3 separate regions of the Homo sapiens genome follow, and all the other regions are linked to region 2. Evidence: chromatin contacts called from ENCODE Hi-C or POLR2A ChIA-PET data. All regions are on one chromosome and are shown on one strand. The core of a region is the stretch at or near the end of the contact, and the rest is flanking DNA. Distances in the headings are between cores, read along the strand shown. Region 1 overlaps LOC124907988 (a long non-coding RNA gene). Region 2 overlaps AP1S3 (adaptor related protein complex 1 subunit sigma 3). Region 3 overlaps AP1S3 (adaptor related protein complex 1 subunit sigma 3).

Region 1 (3,885 bases), core at 639-3,138, 54 kb after region 2:
CCTCTCATGTTCAAGTGATTCTCATGCCTCAGCCTCCTAAGTAGCAGGGACCACACCACATGATTCACCACATCCTGCTAGTTTTTTGTATTTTTAGTAGAGATGGGGTTTTACCATGTTGCTCAGGCTGGTCTCAAACTCCTGACCTCAGGTGATCCGCCCACCTCGGCCTCCCAAAACTGAGATTACAGGTGTGAGCCCCCATGCCCAGCAAAAGAGTACATTTTTGTCTATGTGATTATGCAAAGCCTGCCCTAATTGCTATTAAATTATTTTATTTTCTTTTTTGAGACAGTGTCTTACTCTGTCATCTGGGCTGGGGTGCAGTGATGCAATCTTGGTTCACTGCGGCCTCGACCTCCTGGGCTCAGGTAATCCTCTGACCTCAGCCTCCTGAGTAGCTGGTAACAGGCACCCAACACCACACCTGGCTCCTCTTTTTTTTTTTTTTTTTTTTTTTGTAGAGATGCGTTTCACCATGTTGTCCAGGCTGGTCTCAATTCCTGGGCTAGAGTAATTTGCCCATCTTGGACTCCCAAAGTGCTGGGATTACAGGCATGAGCCACTGCACCCAGCCTGAATTCTTAGCAATAATCTTTGAAATCTGCAAATAGACATGACTTACTTGGCATCATCAAACAAGATTTATCAGGTCTTTCTTTCAGAACAGAGCCCAGTTATAATGGCAATCTGATTAAAGGCTAACTCAACTAAAGATAAGTGCCCCTGGGAGGAGCAGCAACTGAGTTTCTCATTGGCTCAGAGAGGAGCAGCTCCTGAGTTTCTTATCTGGTAAGTCCTACTGAATATGAAGTACTTGAGCAAAGCATGCTGATGGTTATCACGGCTACATCAAAAAGGAAAAGGTATGGTATGCAAATGCACCTTAGATATGGGCTGGCAGTTATAGTCACAGTCAAAAACGCAGTATATGTCGGAGTAATGGTTGCTAAGACTTAAAGCCATTAGAGTAACCAGAATGTGTTCCCATGTAAAGACCAGCTTTTGAGTTGATCCTACAGTCAGTGTTGGTTGACTTGCCTTCCCCACTCAGGGTCTTGGTTTAAAAGAATGGGTGTCATTCCTGACTGCTGCATCCCACTCTTATCTGAGTTCTGCTACCATTTACTCACCATCCACATGCATCCTACTTTAGAAATCTGAATGCTCAAATAATTGCTACACTATAAAAAGTGCTCAGGCCAAGCCCAGTGGCTCACGCCTGTAATCCCAGCACTTTGGGAGGCCAAGGCAGGTGGATCACTTGAGGTCAGGAGTTTGAGACCAGCCTGCCCAGCCCAACATGGTGAAACCCTGTCTCTACCAAAAAATACAAAAATTAGCCAGGAGTGTTGGCATGCGCCTCTAGTTCCAGCTACTCAGGAGGCTGGGGCATGAGAATTGCTTGAACTCAGGAGGTGGAAGTTGCAGTGAGCTGAGATCGTGCCACTGCACTCTAGCCTGGGTGACAGAGTGAGACTCCATCTCAAAAAAAAAAAAAAGAAAAAGAAAAGAAAGAAAAGAAAAAGAAAAAAGGTGCTTACGGCTATCTGACATATCCAGTGGCCTAGAACTCCAGGAGAAGGTATAGGCAATTGCTCAATACAACAAAGTGATGTTTGGGGCCATGTTTAGAGCTGTGTAGAACAGAGCTTCATATATGAAAGGTCTTTGTTTGGTCTGAAGCTTAATGGTATCACACATTGCCAACCCCCTATCCAACATACTGAACTCCATAGTTGGTGTTAAATGTCAACATCAGCCAGAGAATCGTTAGTTAGCCCTGGTGCTCCTGATGAGTAATCTTTGGTTTTGTAGCTTTTAGGTGAACTCCCTGTGTAATCCTATGACCATGTGTAGGTTCAGCATAAGTGAAGTCACTAGGTAAATATATATATTGGGCAAGGGACCGAACAAACCTCAAGGACAGTGATTCAAAATCCATAGAATAGTTGGGGGCTTGGAGGGTTGGGAAGGATGGAGAACAATCAGTTACCTAGCCCTCAAGTGAGTTGGAAAGGGAAACGTTTGAGAGCTAAGCCCTACCCAGGGTATTGTGGATTCATAGTCCTGTGCTGAGTCCTGGATTGTCTTACAGAAGGAGAGAAGCATCTGCAGCCAGAAGCCTTGAGCACTGGTCCAGCTTCTTCTCCTACCAGTCAAGTGACTTTGGGCAAGATACTTCACTTCATTGTGCCTCAGTTTCCTAATCTGTAAAATGAAGATAATAATTCCTATGTCTCCTAAAGATGCTGGTAGGATTAGTCAGTACTCAGTAAGTATAGCTATTATTACTACTAGTATCAGAGGTGTTTTTTTGTTGTTTTTTGTTTGTTTGTTTTTTAAGACAGAGTCTCACTCTGTTGCCCAGGCTGGAGTGCAGTGGCATAATCTGGGCTCACTGCAACCTCTGCCTCCTGAGTTCAACTGGTTCTCCTGCCTAAGCCTCTTGAATAGCTGGGATTACAGGCACATGGCACCATGCTCTGCTAATTTTTTTATTTTTAGTAGAGACGGGGTTTCGCCATGTTGGCCAGTCTGGTCTCGAACTCCTGACCTCAGGTGATCCGCCTGCCTTGGCCTCCCAAAATGCTGGGATTACAGGCGTGAGCCACCATGCCCATCCATCAGAGATGTTTGAACCCAAGTGACTCCATCTTGAATAGGGGCTGGGAAAATAAGGCTGAGACCTCCTGGGCTGCATTCCCAGAAGGTTAGACATTCTTAGTCTCAGGATAAGATAGGAGGTTGGCATGTGATACAGGTCACAAAGACCCTGCTGATTAAACAGGATGCAGTAAGGAAGCTGGCCAACACCAACCCAAACCAAGATGGTGATGAAAGTGACCTCTTGTCATCCTTACTGCTCATTACATCCCAATTACATTAACATGCTAAAAAACTCCCACCAGTGCTATGACAGTTTACAAGTACCATGGCATTTGTAAAGTTACCCTATATAGAAGTTATCCTATATATAGTCTAAAAAACTATAGGCTATATACTCTAAAAAACCCTATATAGAAGTTACCCTATATAGTCTGTTCCCTCAGTTCTGGGAAATCTCTGCCCTTTCCCCAGAAAACTCATGAATAATCCACCCCTTGTTTAGCACATAATCAAGAAATAACTATAAGTATACTCAGTTAAGCAGCCCATACTGCTGCTCTGTCTATGAAGCAGTCATTCTTTTGTTTCTCTACTTCTCGAATTAACTTGCTTTCACTTTTACTCTATGGACTTGCCCTGAATTCTTTCCCACGCAAGGTTCAAGAATCTGCTCTTGGGGTCTGGATAGGGACCCCTTTCTGGTAACACTAGTGGTAAATGTTAACTATTGTTAATTAAAATTATAAAATTCAGCATGAAAAAGCTGCCTTGCATACACACTGCTCAAAATACCTTTTGCCAAAGCAGGTGAAGATGGTGCAGTCTTATGAGCATGTTTAAAAGCAATGGTGGGCCGGGCATGGTGGCTCATGCCTGTAATCCCAACACTTTGAGAGGCTGAGGTGGGTGGATCACTTGAGGCCAGGAGTTTGAGACCAGCCTGGCCAACATGGTGAAACCCTGTCTCTACTAAAAATACAAAGAAATTAGCCGGGTGTGGTGGTGGGCACCTGTAATCCCAGCACTCAGGAGGCTGAGGCTCGAGTATCATTTGAATCTAGGAGGTAGAGGTTGCAATGAGCTGAGATTGCACCATTGCAGTCCAACCAGGGCGAGAGAGAAAGACTCTGTCTCAAATAAATAAATAAATAAAAGCAATGATGAGAGCTGAGTGAGATGCCTTGGAATATCACCAGCAGTGTGAGCCCCACTCGAATTTCACATGAAACTCAACAAACAAGCAGAACAGTCATCGCACACAGAAGCAGGCTCTGT
Region 2 (4,110 bases), core at 442-2,941:
TCATTTGAGGCTGCTGAATCAGATGATAGCTGGAGTCCCTCATCGCACTAACACTCTACAGCTTTGCTTGGCTCAAGAGATTTCTCCTTTCTGTGGCTTCTGAGACTACCTATTTGAGGAAGTGGTCCTCTGACCCAAGAACCTCGCTTCTATATCTCAGCCGAATATTACTGTCAAATCTATTCTGAGGTCAAAGTCTCTCATTTACATATATACATCAAATGTCATAGGTTTTTTTTCCCCTCAAGATTGCCAGCTCAGGTTTCCATGATAAATGAGAGGAAAATTTACATAAAAAATTTAAATCTCCACAATCTCAGAATGTCATTTTTGGCCTGCTGTCAATCTCAGAATCTCAGGTAGGCCTGTCATGTCAGCCTTTTTCCTGAAATAAAATGTTGAAAAGACACTGGCCAACATATTTCAATTATTTTCCTAATCCTTGCACACCATCTGGTGGCAGAACTAGCTACTGTGAAATGTTCAGGGAAAGGCAAATTAAGTGGATCTGAGGGGGCAGAACAGAGCTAGGAAGAACAGGATAAGAGGAACAACAATAAGGGGAAAAAAATGGAATAACACAGAAACAAACTGTTGACATGTATTAAGTCCATGCCAGCTACAAGTAACCTGCAGAATAAAAGGTTAACTGCTATGAATTATTAAGTAGCCACTTACGTGAAATGTGAACATTCTCTCTATAAAGACAATTCCTCATAAAATTGTCTGTCTGTTATCCATCCACCTGTATGGCACAGTAAAATTTAATGGAAGAAAAGAAGGAAGGAAGGATAGACAGGTAGTTACACTGAAAGGACAGAATAATCCACTTGCTATGAATTGAATTGTGTCCCCTAAATTCATATGTTACAGTCCTAACCCCCCAGTACTTCAGAATTCAACTTTATTTGGACATAGATGTTGCAGCTGGGTGCAGTGGCTCATGCCTATAATCCTAGCACTTTGGGAGGCCAAGGTGGGCAGATCACCTGAGGTCCGGAGTTTGAGACCAGCCTGGCCAACGTGGTGCAGCCCCATCTCTACTAAAAATACAAAAATTAGCTGGGTGTGGTAGCTGGTACCTGTAATCTCACCTACTCAGGAGGCTGAGACAGGAGAATCACTTGAACCCAGGAGGCGGAGGTTGCATGGAGCGAGATTGCGCCACTGCACTCCAGCCTGGGCAACAAGAGTGAAACTCCATTTCAAAATAAAAAGAGAGAGAGGGAGATAAGAAATAGACATTGCAGATGTAACTTGTTAAGATGAGGTCATACTAGAGTAGGGTGGGCCCCTAGTTCATTGTCACTGGTGGACTCATATAAAAGGGAAATTCGGGCCTAGACACACACACACACACACACACACACACACACACACACACACAAACACCACATGAAGGTGAAGGCAGAGATTGGGGTAATGCAACTGAAGCAAAGGTGCACCAAAGACTGCCCTTAAACCACCGCAAGCCAGGAGAAAGGCAAGCAACCCATTCTCTCTTGAGAGTTCCTAGAAGAAACCATTCTTGCCAGGCTTCTAGCCTCCAGAACTATGAGATGATAAATGTCAGTGTTTAGGCCACCCAGCTCATGGTACTTCCTTATGGCAGCTTAGCAAAGCAATCCACCATATATCTCTGGCTTTGAATTTTATGCCTTTTATTTTTAATCTCAAAAATCATCACTGTTGTTTTCTATCTCATTACAATTCCATATTATAAAACCAGATCATCTACATTCCAAAGATAAAGTCAGCAGATTCCATTCAACTTAGCAAATATTTATTTAGTAGCTACCACAGTGAGGTATTTAAAATGAAATAATAACTCATTCCTAGACTCACAAAATTCTAGCATTAGAAAGGACAATAAAGCTGATTAGGTACAACACTTCTCATCCTAAAACTGAAGAAATCTTCTCATGAACCTAGGTGAAAAAAATCTTCAACAAAATATTAGCAATTCAAATCCAATAATATATAAATAGAATTACACACTACAAGCAAGTGGGATTTATCCCAGAATGCAAAGCCAGATCAGCATTCAAAAATCAATTAATGTATGGCCAGGTGTGGTGGCTCACACCTGTAATCCCAGCACTTCCCGAAGTGGGGCAAGGAGGGCGGATCACTTGAGGTCAGGAGTTCGAGACCAGCCTGATCAATGTGGCAAAACCCCATCTCTACTATAAATACGAAAATTAGCCAGGCATGGTGGCACACACCTCTAATCCCAGCTACTCGGGATGCTGAGACAAATGAATTGCTTCAACCCAGGAGGCGGAGGCTGCAGTGAGCTGAGATCGTACCACTGCACTCCAGCCTGGGCAACAAAGCGAGATTGCGTCTAAAAAAAAAAAAAAAAGAAAAAAAATCAATCAATGTAGTCCAAGTATGATGGCTCATATCTGTAATCCCAGAGCTTCAGGAGGCTGAGGCAAAAGGATCACTTGAGGTCAGGAGTTTGAGACCAGCCTGAGCAACATATCGAGAACCCATCCTTACAGAAAATAAATAAATAGCCAGGCATGGTGACGCACACTTGTAGTACTACATACTCAGGAGGCTGAGGTGGGAGGGTCACTTAAGCCTGAGTTCAAGGCTGCAATGAGCTATGATCAGGCCACTGCACTTCAGTCTGGTGACAGAGCAAGACCCTGTCTCTTTAAAAAAAAAATCAATTAATATAATTTATCACACCAACAGGCTAAAAAAGAAAAATCACATGATTATATCAACAGATACAGAAAAAGCATTTGAGAAAACTGAACATCAATTCATGATAAAACTTCTTAGCAAACTAGGAAGAGAGAGGAATGCCCCCAACTTGATAAAGAACATTTACAAAAAACTACAATTAACATTATACTTAATGATGATATACTAGAAGCTTTCCCTTTCAGGTCAGGAACAAGGCAGGGATGAACTCTCTCATTACTGCTTTTCAATATCATACTAGTCCTAGCTAATGCAATAGGACAAGAAAGGGAAATAAAAGTATACAAATAGGGAAGAAAGAAAACTGAAGAAATCAAGGCCCAGAGACCTGGTGATTATACCTTCAGTGGTACAGTTTGAGGCAGAATTAAGATGATCTCCACATTCCCAGCCCAAGGCTATTTGCACTTAGCATCTGACACTTTTTCTCATCCACCAAAGCTAAAACCCCTACTGTTCATTTTTTCCAGTTATGCAAATAATTATAACCAGAGAAGTCTTTTGCTAATACCAGAGACCTATGTATAACAGTCGATGGTTGACATATGTAGGGCATGCGTCAGACACCATGGAAGAAGCACATTACACACAGTACTTCATTTAATCTTCCTCATAACCATGAGAAGTAGATACTATTATTATTCCCACTTGATAAGGACTCTAGGGCTTAAAAAAGTTAAGTACCTTGTTCCAGATCGACGAGCTAGAAGGTTTCAGAGCTGGGCTTTGATTCCAGAGCCCATTCTCTTAACAGCAATGCAACATTGCCTCCTTGAGCAGAAAGCAAAGAGATATACGCTGGCACCAGTTAGACTGGCCTTGCCCACTTTTAAAGTCACTATGATATTGAACCACCCATATAATGAGAAGGTAGCTCTCTTTTTTCTTTTTTTGAGACAGTGCCTCACTCTATTGTCCAGGCTGGAGTGCAGTGGCGCTGCAATCTCCACCTGCTGGGATCAAGCAATTCTCGTGCCTCAGCCTCCCGTGTAGCTGGGATTACAGGCACCCACCAACAAGCCTGGCTAATTTTTGTATTTTCAGTAGAGTGGGGTTTCACCATGTTGGCCAGGCTGGTCTCGAACTCCTGACTCCAAGTGGTCTGCCCGCCTCGGCCTCCCAAAGTGCTGGGATTACAGGCGTGAGCCACTGCACCCGGCCCATGAGAGAGTAACACTTAAAGCTCCCTCTGCCCCATCTAATACTAACGGTTTCTGTGACCACCATAAAAACAAGCAGAGAGGCCAAAAGGCCTAGGCTTACAGAGACTAAGAAGAAATAAAAATTCAACTGACGACAATAATGACACTAGTACTGAGTCATTCTGTGTCACTAGTATTACATTTATCACAGAAGTGACAATAAAATAGGTAGAAAAAGCTCTAAGTAAAG
Region 3 (3,769 bases), core at 378-2,877, 39 kb before region 2:
TTGCTAAAATGATCAGGAGGACCACATCCAGGTACGTGTATTAGAGAATTCTGAATTACGTCTGTATAACATATGTATCGTTACCTATATTGTGCAGAGCATCTTTATTATACATATTGTCAAGACAAAAAAGATAAACAGACCAAAATTCTTAAGAATTTCTTTACTTCTCTACAAGGTTCACAGGAAAAAATGTATAGTTTCTGCCATATGTTTTCAAAGGCTTCCTCCCAAAGTATACAAATTATGTTTCTTTTTAACTTTTAAGTTCAGAGATACATGTGCAGGTTTGTTATAGAGGTAAACGTGTATCATGGGGATTTGTTATACAGATGATTTCATCATCCAGGTATTAAGCCTAGGACCCATGAGTCATTTTTCCTGATCCTCTCCCTCCTCCCACCCTCCACCCTCTGAAAGGCTCCAGTGTGTGTTGTTCCCTTCTATGTGTCCGTGTGTTCTCATCATTTAGCTCCCACTTTTAAGTGAGAACATGTGGCATTTGGTTTTCTGTCCCTGCACTAGTTTGCTCAGAATGATGGCCTCCAGCTCCATCCACGTCCCTGCAAAGGACATGATCTCATTCTTTTCATACTGTCCATCAGTTACTAAGTTTGCTAACATGCCCCAAAGCCATAATATTTTTTTTCAGCATTTAAAAAAAAATGTTTGAACAGACTCACAATTACAGGTAGAGTTCAAAGTTAACAGTGATGTTCCAGGTTCTATACCATGCAAGACAGATGGGCTTTCTCTTGCACACTCTCCTACTTTAAACATATATATTTGTGTCACACCAGGGCCCCAAGTTGAATCAATAAGAAAGCTCGAGAGGACAAAAAATCACCTGCCTCTTTCGTTTGAGTCACGATCTGCTCATTTAGCAATCCAAGTTCAACTTGTTCTTAAGCTTAAACTCCAGGGTATATGATTCATGTGAACCTGCCAGGAAATACGCTGACTGACATGGGCTGAAGATACCAAGGCTACTGGCCGAGCAAGATTGCTCAGGAGATACTAGGGCTAGAAATCTGCCCTTACCTTCAAAAGAGGTTTTCTAACTGGTTTTCACCAACTCTATCTAGAATTCCAGAGTTCTGCCAGAAAACATTTGTATTCAGTCATCCACATTTACTCAACAAAGCTCTCACCTCCTAAGTGGGCATTGGCCAAGACAGCCCCATACCCATCTACCCCTCTACAGATGCTGCCCGTGGGGTCTTTTAACTTAGCAGAGGGATCATACAGGCCATTGGGCCATGCTGGTTTTATGGAATCTAGAGTTTACACCATTTACATGGGAATACAAAGTTACAAATACAAAATCAGGTATAAAGTGTACTTAGAATGAGAAAAGAAACGACCACAGATTGTGAATTTTGAAGATGACAAATATCACAAAATAAAAAATGGTTGCATGTTATTTTCACGAATTAATTGCTTGACACTCCTCTATCATATATTATATTGTATGGCTACGTACTTTTTGCAGTTAAAATATCTTATTTTTGCAAAGTGGACAAAAACCCATGACCAGATGAGAGCATTGCTAGGCCCTGCCTGTAGCCTCGGGAGGGGCCTGGAGTTGACACTTTCCTGTCTTTGTGGTTCAGTGGCCTCTAGTCATTGGCACTGCTCACATCACCAGATGACTCAGTCTGCTAAACACCACACTGGCTGCCCTGTCTGAGCCGAGCCAGGCTGGTTACTCAAGCTATGTAAACCAATAAGGTAAAAGTTGGCATTTTCTTGAGCTTGCCACTTTAAAGGTTTGGGGCAGACTTTTAGAGCTGGCAGAACCTTAGTTGCTCTTACCTTCTCAAGACAGGAGCTGGAGTCTGTATCTTGGGTCCTCTTCTGGATACATCTAGCTCTGCTGTGTTTCTTATGCATATAGCACAGTGTATGTTATGACTTCCTACTGCATTGTGGTTTGGCCTAGCTGTTAACATGGTTTACGCTTTTAAGGGTGACAGTGTTAGGGTGCACCTAGCAGTTTCGCCTGCATCCACACGAGGGCACATAGAATCCTATTGCTCATGAGATACAATCTGACCCTCCCCTTCTTTTTTTTGAGACAGGGTCTCACTCTGTCACCCAGGCTGAAGTGCAGTGGTGCGATTACCGCTCACTGCAGCCTTGACCTCTCGGGCTCAAGTGATCCTTTCACCTTAGCCTTCCGAGTAGCTGGAATTACAGGTGTACACCACCATGCCTGGCTAATTTTATTACTTTTTGTAGAGACAAGGTTCTCACTATGTTGCCTAGGCTGGTCTCAAAACTCCTGGGCTCAAGCGGTCCTTCCGCATCAGCCTTCTGAGTAGCTGGGATTACAGGTGCACACCACCACACCTGGCTAATTTTATCATTTTTCTGTAGAGACAAGGTTCTCACTATGTTGCCTAGGCTGATCTCAAACTCTTGACTTAAGCAGTCTTCCTGCCTGGGACTCCCAAAGTGCTGGGAATACAGGCATGAGCCATCGCATCTGGCCTTGAGCCTCCCTTCTTGGCAGGCTGTTAGTTGGGGTAAAATATCTACTGTTTGTCGCTCCTACCTATTGCAAGTCCTGTGGTTAATGACCACTATCGCCTTTGAGAGTTTCATTTTCTTTTCTTTTTTGAGACAGAGTCTCACTCTGCCGCCCAGGCTAGAGTGCAGTGGCATGATCTCGGCTCACTGCAACCTCCGCCCCCTGGGTTCAAGCGATTCTCCTGCCTCAGCCTCCTGAGTAGCTGGGATTACAGGAGCCCACCACTGCACCTGGCTAATTTTTGTATTTTTAGTAGAGACGGAGTTTCACCATCTTGGCCAGGCTGGTCTTGAACACCTGACCTCGTGATCCACCTGCCTCGGCCCAAAGTGCTGGGATTATAGGCATGAGCCATTGTGCCCAGCAATTTTTTTTTTTTTTTTTTTTTTGAGATGGAGTCTTGCTCTGTCACCCAGGCTGGAGTGCAGTGGTGGAATCTCGGCTCACTGCAATCTCTGCCTTCTGGGTTCAAGCAAATCTCCTGCCTCAGCCTCCCAAGTAGCTGGGGTTACAGATGTGTACCACCACACCTGGCTAATTTTTGTATTTTTAGTAGGGATGGGATTTTGCCATGTTGGCTAGGCTGGCCTCGAACTCGTGGCCTCAAGTGATCCGCCCACCTCGGCCTCCCAAAGTGTTGGGCTTACAGACGTGAGCCACCACGCCCAGACAGAGGGTTTAATTTTCCTTCTAATAACTTTGTGCCATTGTCCACATTGTTGTTACCCCCAAATAAGTATTCCCAACCAAGTAAACAGTTCCTTTCTTTTCCTCTTATCAACATCTAGCCACCACACGCTCAGAATAAGCTTTGAGCATTTGGAGATTTGAGGCTATGTCTTCTTACTAAATCCGCAGGCAGGTGTAGCTTTTTAAAAGTTATTATTCTAAGAAACTGTTATTAAGTAGGAGCTAGAGAAAAGTCTTAGGGGCTACTGAAGATTGACAGCTGTTCTCACAGCTAAAGCAATGTCACAAAGGCCTCCCTTAACCTTCAGTAACTACAAATATATGATTGGGTCCAAAGGACAGGAAAAAAAAAAAAGCAGTAATTATTTTCCTTTATGCAAGTATACTACTGGCTCCTATCCAGTTGAAACCTCTTAAGCAGGCAAGATATGCAAAGTCAATTCTTCAACAAGCTCCCCAGAATATTTACTGACTTCACTGAATACCAGAGCCCAAGAGAACACTAATAACACTCTCTGTATTTGGCAAGTGTTGTTAGCGCAACAG

What was found. Hi-C counts contacts between places; a loop is a spot of excess contacts on that map. ChIA-PET counts read pairs that join two places held with the same protein, here RNA polymerase II (POLR2A). Pooled maps may share reads with other maps.
Region 1: a loop to region 2 is called in a map of Caco-2, with 5 times the contacts of the local background. The contact joins two enhancer-like sites. A Hi-C loop is called at or near these places in 12 of 168 maps with a recorded cell type or tissue (B cell, Caco-2, Calu3 and 9 more), 19 of 37 single-sample maps with no recorded cell type and 13 of 50 pooled maps. POLR2A ChIA-PET finds 5 or more read pairs at or near these places in 8 of 52 experiments (Caco-2, HEK293T, HepG2 and 5 more).
Region 3: a map of PC-9 shows a loop between it and region 2 (6-fold over the local background). The contact joins two enhancer-like sites. A Hi-C loop is called at or near these places in 8 of 168 maps with a recorded cell type or tissue (Caco-2, Calu3, MCF 10A and 5 more), 16 of 37 single-sample maps with no recorded cell type and 14 of 50 pooled maps. POLR2A ChIA-PET finds 5 or more read pairs at or near these places in 6 of 52 experiments (A673, GM10248, HCT116 and 3 more).

Annotation. Positions count from the first base shown.
Region 1 is chr2:223,851,748-223,855,632 of GRCh38, forward strand. The region is part of intron 1 of LOC124907988 (a long non-coding RNA gene); the gene reads right to left. Among named protein-coding and RNA genes, the nearest start is that of AP1S3, 16 kb to the left of the region's middle. Within about 2 kb of position 1,889, at least 2 of the 41 ENCODE cell types and tissues checked have a DNase peak (open chromatin) inside an H3K27ac peak, as active enhancers do; they include PC-3 and PC-9, where a contact is called at or near this core.
Region 2 is chr2:223,797,865-223,801,974 of GRCh38, forward strand. The region is part of intron 1 of AP1S3 (adaptor related protein complex 1 subunit sigma 3); the gene reads right to left. Among named protein-coding and RNA genes, the nearest start is that of AP1S3, 38 kb to the right of the region's middle. RefSeq lists an enhancer at 208-257. Within about 2 kb of position 1,692, at least 5 of the 41 ENCODE cell types and tissues checked have a DNase peak (open chromatin) inside an H3K27ac peak, as active enhancers do; they include HCT116, PC-3, PC-9 and 1 more, where a contact is called at or near this core.
Region 3 is chr2:223,759,369-223,763,137 of GRCh38, forward strand. The region is part of intron 4 of AP1S3 (adaptor related protein complex 1 subunit sigma 3); the gene reads right to left. Among named protein-coding and RNA genes, the nearest start is that of AP1S3, 76 kb to the right of the region's middle. RefSeq lists a silencer at 1,544-1,838 and an enhancer at 2,361-2,730. Within about 2 kb of position 1,628, at least 16 of the 41 ENCODE cell types and tissues checked have a DNase peak (open chromatin) inside an H3K27ac peak, as active enhancers do; they include HCT116, PC-3, PC-9 and 1 more, where a contact is called at or near this core.